2 separate regions of the Mus musculus genome follow, and region 2 is linked to region 1. The links are chromatin contacts, found by Hi-C in ENCODE. All regions are on one chromosome and are shown on one strand. The core of a region is the stretch at or near the end of the contact, and the rest is flanking DNA. Distances in the headings are between cores, read along the strand shown. Region 1 holds the start of Rnf146 (ring finger protein 146). Region 2 holds the start of Ncoa7 (nuclear receptor coactivator 7).

Region 1 (5,268 bases), core at 2,203-4,702:
ACTGCAATGTACATAATTTTATCATGCTCATTTTATATGTCTTTGAGAAAATCAATTATTTTTTTATTCTTCAGTTAAACAAGCAATGTATGAAAATCTGACCCTTAGAGCCTTAGAGAGGACGATATCCAGTAGAATGACAACCTGAAGATGTTGGTATCCATGAGAGTCTTTTATGAACTGGCATGAAGAAGTAAATTCCAAACACAGGCTCTTCCTAGAAGCTGGCTGCAACCCCTTTATCTTTAATTCAGTGACACAAACCAGGATGCCAGTACCAGAACATTGTCATGGAAATGTCTTGCATCTGTTAGGGTTTACTTTCATTCTTCAAGTAACTAATCTGAATGCTTCCGCCTTTAATCCTGACTGGGAGGTAAGTCCTTTAAAAATACTCCTGATCATGTTGGAAAAATTGTCATTTTGTATTATGCAAAGGTGGGCATTCATCTGAATGCCTGAAATATCTTTCAGGAAGTGGATGTGTAGTAAATAGTACTTTATAAACTCAGTGATTGTCTGCATCTACAATTACTGACAAAGAATGAGTTCACCTTTTTCTTTTATTATTTTTTATATTTTATTATTCAGCACGTCAATGAGTATATGCATACTTACATACATACATTTTCTTGTGGGCATACTTGTATTCATTGAATCATTTGTTGCTTTTGTGGGAAACTTGTCTAAATAATGGCACCCACTATTCCTGCAATTGTTATATGTATTTGATATTTCTCCTGTTACTGTGATAAAACACCTTAACAAAAATTAACAAAAAAGCTTTTTTTTTTTTTTTTTAGAAAGTTGGTTTTGGCTCACAGTTCTAGGGTATAGTCAGCAGGCTGGGAAGTAACAGTAGCTGGAGCTGAACGTGGCTGATCACATTGTATCCACAAGCAAGAGGCAGATACTGTGACTGCTGGTGCTTGAATCTCTTTGTATTCAGACTAAGCATGACCCTTGCTCATGGAATGGTACTACCCACATTTAGGACAAATCTTCCCACTTTAATTAATCTAATCTAGATAATCCAGATAGGTATGCCCAGAGATTTATTTCCATGTTGATTCAAAATCCCAGGAAGTTGAAAAGATTAACTAACATGCCATACAAATTAGATCACAAAGTCTCACTCTTTTGAGTTCTATGCTTTGGCCCAGAGGAGAATGCAAAGAATTTGGGTGAGTTAAACATAACATCCATTACACTGCTGTACGTATGAGAGAAAATGGAAAGGAGAATAAGAAATGATAGTGAGTGATATGAAAATTTAAAACAGAGGCAGGGAGAGGAATGCAAAGGTATTTGAGCGCGCGCACACACACACATACACACACACACACACACACACACACACACACACACACAGAGAGAGAGAGAGAGAGAGAGAGAGAGAGAGAAGGGGGAGACGGAGAGGGAGAACGCAGAATGCATTATGGGAGTGATCAAAAGAGGGGAACTCTCAGCAAAGAATGTGCAGAGAGTTTGAGTAGGGGTGTTGTAGGAACAGAAAGTGGATTAAGAGGTATGGGAGATCATAAAGTAGGGTGACACACAAAAGGGGGACTTTTGATTTGTCTTTGTGTTGGTAAGCCAAAGGTGGTTGTATATGTGTATTCAGAAGTATGATATGACCTCACTTAGGTTTGGTTTAGAAGTCAGCATAAAACGTAGTAGGATCCTGAGTGTATTTTGAAGATGGAAAGAGGCAGCGAAGAAATTATTTGCAAAGTGTATATGCAGCAAAAGAGGAAGAAACTAAAGATGGGTTGGAACAAAGATACAGAAGCATGTTTTGACATGGTTGTGGGAAAGGGCTGAATCTGAGAGAGAATTTTATTAGGTTTCTGATACTTCATGTCTGTCTCAGGTTTTTCAGTAAGCAGACAAAATAAGACTCCAGGCACTTAGATATTCCGCGCCTCTTATGCACCCAGGGAGACTGAAGGACAACATAAAAAAGCTTTTCCCTAATAGACGTAGGGGCTAGGCAAGATATTTATGATCTGTCTGATTTTTGCTCTCTCAAACAGGACTTTCTTTATGGAAAATTTCCTAACCCAGAAATAAATCTTCATAGAATCTCTACCTGAATTCAAACCCCAGTTGTGTGTTAGATCTGTAAAATGGGAATAGCAAAGGATGACATTGGATTATTGTAGGGAGTAGATGAGCCCTCTCAGAATATTGTATTGGTATTACTGCTATTGTTTCTTCAAACTTGAATCTTGAAGAACAGGTCAAAATTTTGCTATTACTTTGCTACTATTATATACATATATTGTATACCACTGGAATTAAAAATAAAATGACATGATAGGGAACTAAGCTAAGATGGCATGTTTCTCAATATCTGTACATTAATTAAAGTTATAAAAATAGTATTACTTAGAAGAAAATGTATTGAAATAGCTGATACCAAGAGACATTTACACACAGTGTACCTGTTTCCCTAAAGAAGCCACAATTGTGTGGAAGATCCTGTGGACTGAATGGCTGGCTAAACTTTCTAACAGTGGTCCAGGAGAATGCTGCATACAAGAACATATATTTGTGTCCCTCCTCCCCCATAGCCCATAGTTGCCACAGTAACCATTTGCTACAAATTCCTGTATCTTCTGGCCTAACATCTTTGTTACTGTTTGGTATGCACTGTTGAAACCTAGCTAGCCAGTAGCTTCCATCAACATTTTTAATCCCCCCAACCCCTTCCCTCAATGGTACTAGGGATTGAACCCAGATCCTCAAGTAAGGTGAATCAGCCTCCTACCGCTAGATCCCTTTGAAATTAAGAATATTTTAACATCTGAAGCCTATGAAATAGACCCACATGCTTGCTCACATCGACTCACCTATTCAATGTCTTATCCCTTTCAACGTACATTGATGTACAACCTTTTCTCTTCAGGCTATAAAAGTTCATATAATATTTCCTATAACAACTGAATGAATAACCCGAACCCATGCTCTGGATTTACAGCTATTAATGTTAAGCAGATGAGCTCTTCCTTTGGATCAGTGGCCTTGAAACCCTATAAATAGGTGCACAGTACATTTTTCAGTCCTGAATTCAAACAGTGGATGTAACCTCAAAATGCAACATTGTTGCAAGCACAATGCAAACAGTTACAGAATGCGGAAATACTTTCAAAGGTGAAAAGGTTCTCTGGTCCATTTTGTGCAACTTCAAGTAGAGAAAACTGTTCTGAAAAAGATCATGTGCCGGTTAAAATGAACAAGGACTAGATTTTGATGTGTAACACCATATGCTTGCCATAAAACTAACCCATGAAATTTATTCTAGATTCGCGGGACGATTTCTTCTTCTAGCTTCCTATGCTGTTAGGGTTTAAAAGACACCCCAGCACACCCCCTCTCCCATTACATATCTGGCCATTTGTGAGGTGAATAAATTGGAGCATCTCGGGGACCATCCAGTCCACGCCGTGACTTTTCTTGTGCCTTTTTTGTATAAGGAACAAGCGGTAGTCTCTCCAAGGGCACGGCCAAAGGAAACATAGGACTTGACCCAAGGCTGAGTTTTGGAAAGGCTCTTCTTCCTGGTACTGAAGGTCTAGCTTCCTCCCACAAGCCACCTAGATGGACCTCCACCAGTTCAGAACCAGGAGGCCACAAGATGCGCCACGCAGAGGGTGAGGGAGGACCGGAACAGGGACAAGGAGCAGCCCGGTCGCAGCAAGGGACAGAGAAGAGCAGCAGCCAGCGTGGGGACCGCCAGCCAGGGCCGCCGCGCGCGGGATCACGGTGAGGGGGCGTGGCTTCCGCCGGCGCGGCCCCGCCCCTTGAGCGCCGGGCGGTCACGTGACGGCCGCGCGCGTCCCCGTCCGCTGCGGGCTCCGAAGCGGAGGAGAAAAGACTGCGAGGTGGCTGCGGCGGCGGCCGAGAGGTGGGCTCCGGGCCGGACCGGTGAGGAGCGCGGGGGGCCGTGGGCTGCGGGCCTCGGCGGGGCACTGCGGCTTCGTTGGCTGCGAGGCGGCGCTCGGAGTCCGCGGCGGGCGGCGGCGGGTCGGGGGCCGGTAGGACGGGGACGCCCTTGGCCAGCGCGGCCCGGACGGGCGCGCGGAGGGAGGCCGAGCTGGCGCAGCCCGGACTGTGACGGGCGCGGCCCCGGCCATTACTGCGCAGGCAGGCCAGGCTGCGGGCAGCTCCAGCGGGCTCGACCGGGCCTCAGTCGGCCACGGGCTGCATGCTATCTTCCGCCTGCCCTGCCGCCGCCGCCGCCGCCGCGGCTGTGCCTCTGGGTCTTGCCCAGTGCCCGGAGTCGTCCCCTCCTCCTCGCGCTGGCGGAAGCCGCCGAGCGTTCTTGTTTTGATGGCTCCCCAAACCCGAAACCAGCCTGAGGTGTCGGGATACCAGTTGGGCCTCCCAAGCCGGGTGCATCTTGAGAGCTCCGGCAGTCGCTTTGTTCTGCTTGCTGGATGTGGAGTTTTCTCCTTAACCCTCCACCCCATCTGAGAGCGCACGGGATCCCCATTGTTGTCACTGTCTTATTTTCTGGACTTTTTTTTTTTTTTTTTTTTAAAGAGAAAGGGCTATGTGACATTGTTTTTGAGGATGTGGAAATGGAACCGTCCTCTATAATTAGGTAAGATGTTTCCCCACTGTAAGTTAGCACACGCATTCTGACAACTACATTTTATCTGTGTATGTGTGTGTGTGTGTGTGTGTGTTCTTTTGCAAACTAGATGTGCACCTGGAGCTTGGGCATTGAAAGGCACGTATTGTCATAGAAGTTGAATGCGTAGAACATAACAATAAATGATCTGTATCATTAGACTTTTAAAGAACATGGCATATTAAAGAACAAATTAAGAAAACGACCCACACATACTAGCAGAGCGTGAAAAGCGTCTGGGAGCTGTAGAAACACTTGAAAATAGGTGAAGTAAATCTCATTTTAGAGAAAACTCAAGAGTAACTGCTACAGTAAAGATGGAGTTTTGGATATGTTTGCTTGGGTCTTGGATATCATAGAGTTTATTTATGTCTTAATTGGGCGTGTGTAATGGGGAAAGAATGAAAACCCTGTTATTAAACGTTTGAAAGTTTCTGTTTTGTGCTGTTTAAGAACTGAGTCGAATTGTAGTCATGGGGAAATGTCCCAAATAACTGTTCATTAGATAACAGGAATGCAAACATAAATGATTTTTTTTTTTTTGTAGGAGACATGCCATTTAGTAAAAGTGCCACTTTGAAACTGTTGGAGGGTTTGTTTTGTTTTATTTTTTGGATCCAACATGATTC
Region 2 (5,189 bases), core at 367-2,866, 1.4 Mb before region 1:
TTACCTCCAATTCTTTCTGTATATCTTTCCTACCCATTGAAATCTGGCAAGCATTCCAGAAGAATTCCCTGTAATAAGGAAATGTTGGGTCCTGTGTTGTCCAAAAGGCAATCACAAGCTTTATTTGTCTTTTTAGAACTTATATGTATAACTAACAGACTGGAAGTCGTAACAATTGTATTTCATTAAGTTTGAATGAACACATTTGACTGATGGGTACTATTCTGGATAAGAGGGATGTAGACGATGCTAATTCCGATTTCTGTGTGAAGACAAGACTCAGATGAATCAGTCAATACTCAGAAGAATCAGTCAATACTCAGTCACAAAAAAGAATGACCAAAGAATCTTTAAATTAGAAGCACCCCCAATCCCAACCATTTGAGTACAACTCCCCATTCTATTCAGACTTTCACTTTAGTGACAAACTATCCTTAGCATGTGATCCATCATGTACTTCCAGGGGAGATAATGAAGACAGTGTCATTGTTTGGCATTGCATTGGAAAACTTGGGGAACACTCTATCAGCAAGTCACCACTTTGAACACATACTCAGTTATACTTTTGCCTAAGAGAAAAGAAATCAAGGCCTATTTTATTTCTCGTCAGAACCTTGGGTTCATAGGCACAAAAGGGTGCTGACCGAGTTAAAGGGTGGGAACAGTACCTGCAGCAGAGCCTGCACTCAAGGTTGATACCAAAAGGGGTGTAAAGAACACAGAAAGAAGTGTCTCCTACTCAAAGCATAAACATGCAAACCCGATGTCAGAATTTACAGATGGTCAGTGCAAAACCAGGAAGTGATTCCATATTTGCATGACCATGTAACATCATCTGCTGCTGAAATCTCAGAGTCATGGCTGCTAAGGGCTTTGCTCCACCCTCCAGAGAGACTGGCAGTACCAAGAAGCAGCAGCAACCTGGGGAAGCCTCTATGTACTGTGTGTGTTGATGGCTTAGGACACACCTGTCACACACACACTTTTTTCTTCCTGTATTTAAGAGTGATCTTCACGATCAGATCCTCCGAGTCATCTTGCAGTTATAGCCACTGGACTGTAAAGGGAACAGCGTCCAATACAGGTTGGAAGCTCACAGAAACAGGGCCCTGGGCTCATACAAAAAAAAAAAGAAAAAACAAAAAAACCTTCCCACTCAGCTGCTCTCCAGCCCCAGCCAAGAGCCAGCTGAACTGCCCGTTGCTACATCGCATTGCCTTGGCTATAAGGTTTACAATTGGGCAGCTTATAGGATGTTGTACCGGGGACAGAAGAAGACAGTGGGCCTCTTTGCCAAAGGCAATGCTGGAAATGACAGAGGATGAATTTATGGTTGCCCCTAGTCCTAGAGCTGGAAGGTGAAGTAAAAGGACTTTAAGGCTCCAGCAAGGGCTCTAACTCCACATGTGCCCATAAGCGCTAACTTCCCTCCAAGATCCAGACAGGAGCCAGCTAAAAGGGATAAGATTAGGGGCCAGGTAAGCAGACCGTACTCGGTTCACTGACTGCCTGACCATCACAGCGTCACAAATGGCCGGGGCCTGCGGAGGCCGCGCGCGCAGCTCTCCGGGGCGGAGCCGCTGGGCCCAGGGTTCGGGGGCCCGAGCCACCTCGAGGCTGTCCAGCCTGCGGCTCCGAGGTCGCACGGGGCAGGCAAGATGTCGCAGCTGCAGCCCGCATCGCTAAGGCGGTCGGCTGAGCTCCCGGGTCCCAGCCGCAGCAGACGAGTGCAGCGCGCGCCCCGGGTCGGGCGGAGCTAGAGGCGGGCGCCGGGCTGGCGTCGCGCCACCGCAGCTCCCCGCCTTCCGCCCAGCTCGCGCCCGGCGCCCTGACCGTGGGTGCTGCTGCAGGTACCTGGGCGAGGCCTCGAGCACCCCGGCGGCGGCTGCTCGGGCCAGATCGGCACTCCGGAGCCCTTCAGGAGCGCACCCCGCAGCGCCTGACGCCTCCCTTAGCTCCTCCTCGGCGGGCGATCCCCTCCCCGGCCCTCCCCCTCCTCCCACCCCGGAGGATGCGCTTCCCAGCGCCCAGCGGCAGAGGCCACGGCTCCCAGAAATGCGTGCTCCCGAACCACTTCGCCCAGACCCGCGGAGCCCGCGCCCCCGCCCAGTAGGTAGGTCGCCGAGGCGGGGCCAGGCCTTGAAGGCTACCGGCTGCTGATGCTGCGGCCAGGAAGAACCGGAGCCTCCCTCCTGGGCTGCCGAGGTGTACTAATGGCGCTGGGCGCAGCCCCCGGGGGACCCGAAACGCTCTGCTTGGAACGTTCGAGGCCGAGCCGGGGCGCAGGGCCACTGGACCCTCCTCGCTAACAATCAGGGGACCCTCGGTTGGGGGCTGGGAGAGCTTGGAAGGATAGGTTGGCGCGGAGCTTCTTTGAAAGGAGACCGTTGCCTTTTTCTCGAGCTCAAGTAGATTGTGTCATTGCATTTTTAAAAAACAGGATCAGCAAATGCGTTCTTCCTGTTCTTTTTGCTAAAATGTAGACGACCACGGTTGTTGTTTTAGAGGTATTTAGGGGTGGTTATGAATTTTTGTGTAATTTACAGCTAGCCGAGTGGTATATAAAGTCAGTGGTGCAAACACTTTAACATTTTGGGTGTCAGTTTAAGGAAAGTCTTTCTAGAAATCAGATTACCTAGGTAGGTGATGGATGAGGCTGGCGTGTTCTCGTAGGATAAAGCTGACTGGAGCCAATGGGTTTGAGAGCTGCAAGTTTGATACAGGTGTCGGGAGTTGAGACTCTGAAAGATGCGCCAGCAGAGGCAGTCTTGTCTCCGGCCTCGCCTTCAACTCTGAGCTGACCCTTGCTTTTCTGAGAATCTGGTTGAGTCTTTTTTTCCTGTTCTTGAAATAAAAGTAATACATTAGGGCTTTTAATAAAATTGTTTCCTCTCAGGCTGCCGTTTTGGATTTTACGTTAAGCAATAAGGTTTAGAATTTTGAAAAAATTGTTATTGTAAGCTCCAATTTTATAAGCACTATTTCAGATTAAAGATTTTGGCTAACTGAATCAATATAAATACTAAGAGGACAGAATCACCATCATTACCAGGTCCTCTTCCCCCTGCTACTCCTCGACCACCCCCCCCTTCTCTTCCCATTCTCTAATTCCCCAATGTTGAATGCCTTATAGCTGTTTGTTGGTTATTTGTTGAATGAATGAAATTGTATTTCAAGATACACATTGTATATAACCCAACCATTTAAAATTATAGTATAAGATTGTTGTTGTTGTTGCTAGTGCAATTAACTGTATTTTAAATAATTGCTTCTTTCTATAAACAGGCTAACTTGGTTATTTTTCATTGACATTTCCGGCGTCAACAGCAAGGCTCTGTTAAGGTTCCCTTCGTGTCCACTTTCCAGTGTTATAGCAATTAATACCATTTCAATTTTACTTTAAAAAAACAATTTAGAAGGCAGAATTTATGTTTAAAGAAATCTATTAAGTTATTTCAGAAGGAGCAGTGATCTGGTTAATAAGTAACAGGTAACTTGTTTTAAAGTTGAGCTGTGGTTTATTTTTAATATATATATATATATATTGTTAAAGCTAAAGAGGGAAACAAAACATTTAAAAGCGTCTGTGGTTCCAAAGTAAACTCATATATATATCATATAGATAGAGATTTATTTATTTATTTATTTATTTATTTATTTATTTATTTTTGATGCTAGGAGCCAGATCCAAGATTAGACTCGAGGCTTCTGATGTATTGGGCTAATCCTATTTGAGCAACATCTTCAACCTTAGAAATGGCATTTTAGCTATTTTCTCTATAAATTGAGGTTTTTAGATGATCCTGTGTCTTTTCTGCTTGAAAATGTTTAGGAGAAAAAGACAAACAAAACAAAAACAAAAAATCCGTTTCTGTTTGCCTTCCATTTACACTGTGAGGGTTTGGGCTTTGGCATTTGTTTTTCTGTCACATAATGTAGTGAGTCATCATTAACTTCTTTAAAAAGAAAAAAAAAAGGTTTGTTTATTTTTTATCTATGTGAGTACACTGTTGCTCTTAAAACATGCCAGAAGAGGGCATCAGATCCTATTCCAGATGGTTGTAAGCCACCATGTAGTTGCTGGGAATTGAACTCAGGACCTCTGGAAGAGCAGTCAGCATCTCTCCAACCCCCATCATTAACTTCTCTCCTTAGCACATGTATCAGGGAACTCATTTTCTTTCCTTCTCCCACCCTAATTTCCATGCATCATCTTCCTTACTATCCAGAATATTACCCACAATCCTATTTTCACACAGTGGTAAATCATATAGAGTACTATTTCTTCTCTAATCTAGTTGGATTGTTTCAGATAGGTGAAGAAAAACTTTTAGATAAAAGGTAGGAAGACCAGAGGATATTGTGGGAAGAGAAGGTGTGATTAAACCAATTTGTATGAATAATGTATGAAAATAAAGCAGGCTGCCATGCCCAATAAAGATAGGGGCAATTTTAGAATCTTTCTTATAATCAAGGGTATTGAGTAATTCATTTGTGTTGTTTGTTCTGGAAAACCTGCTATTTTCTAAGAGAGCCTGTAGTTCTGATATGCCTTTTACTTCTTTTAAAATGATGTTTTTATATGTGTGTGGGTGTCTTGCCTGCAGATGAGTCTGTGCACCATGTGCATGCAGTGTATATAAAGGGCAGAAGAGGGCGTATCTCCTGGGACCAGAGTTCTAAACTGTGGTGAGCCACTATGTAGAGGTTTGGGATTAAGCCCAGGTTCTTTGCCAGAGTTCTTGACAGCTGAGCTATCATTCCCCACCCCAACCCCTGACTCCTACAGACATCTTACTTTTAACTTCTGGACAGTTACTTGTTTGTTTAATACCTAGAACTTGAGAACTTTCACGATGTGCTTTGACTGTGTGCTCTGAAATTAGTCAACCAAATGAGAGCTTTTGTTGTTGCTGTTGTTGTTATAGAAGGATGCAGCTTCTAATTTATTTATTTATTTTTAAAAATCTCCAGTGTCCTGAATGGAAGTGTAGCATCTTTAGGGTGTGGTGACTCATATGTTGAGGCTTGCCTCAAGAGCCAGCTGCAACACTGCCTCCACATGCACCACAACAATGCAATTCTAAGCTTCTGTTCTGCATCTAGTCTTTCTGTATCTTCCTCCTGGTATCTGTCATTTTAGGAATCTGTCTGTCCTTTGTTAAATGTGTGTTTTCTAACTCTCAGCA

What was found. Hi-C counts contacts between places; a loop is a spot of excess contacts on that map.
Region 2: a map of T-helper 1 cell shows a loop between it and region 1 (4-fold over the local background). The contact joins the promoter of Ncoa7 here to the promoter of Rnf146 in region 1. A Hi-C loop is called at or near these places in 4 of 37 maps with a recorded cell type or tissue (T-helper 1 cell, T-helper 17 cell, regulatory T cell and 1 more).

What each region holds. Positions count from the first base shown.
Region 1 is chr10:29,360,626-29,365,893 of GRCm38, reverse strand. It overlaps Rnf146 (ring finger protein 146), which reads left to right and starts at 3,452. Exons shown (of 4, transcript NM_001110197.1): 1 at 3,452-3,930; 2 at 4,549-4,609. Gm30698 reads right to left here and starts at 4,498. Exons shown (of 2, transcript XM_030245425.1): 1 at 4,225-4,498; 2 at 3,271-4,190. The coding sequence starts at 4,498. The coding sequence ends at 3,385.
Region 2 is chr10:30,799,753-30,804,941 of GRCm38, reverse strand. It overlaps Ncoa7 (nuclear receptor coactivator 7), which reads left to right and starts at 1,616. Exons shown (of 16, transcript NM_172495.6): 1 at 1,616-2,113.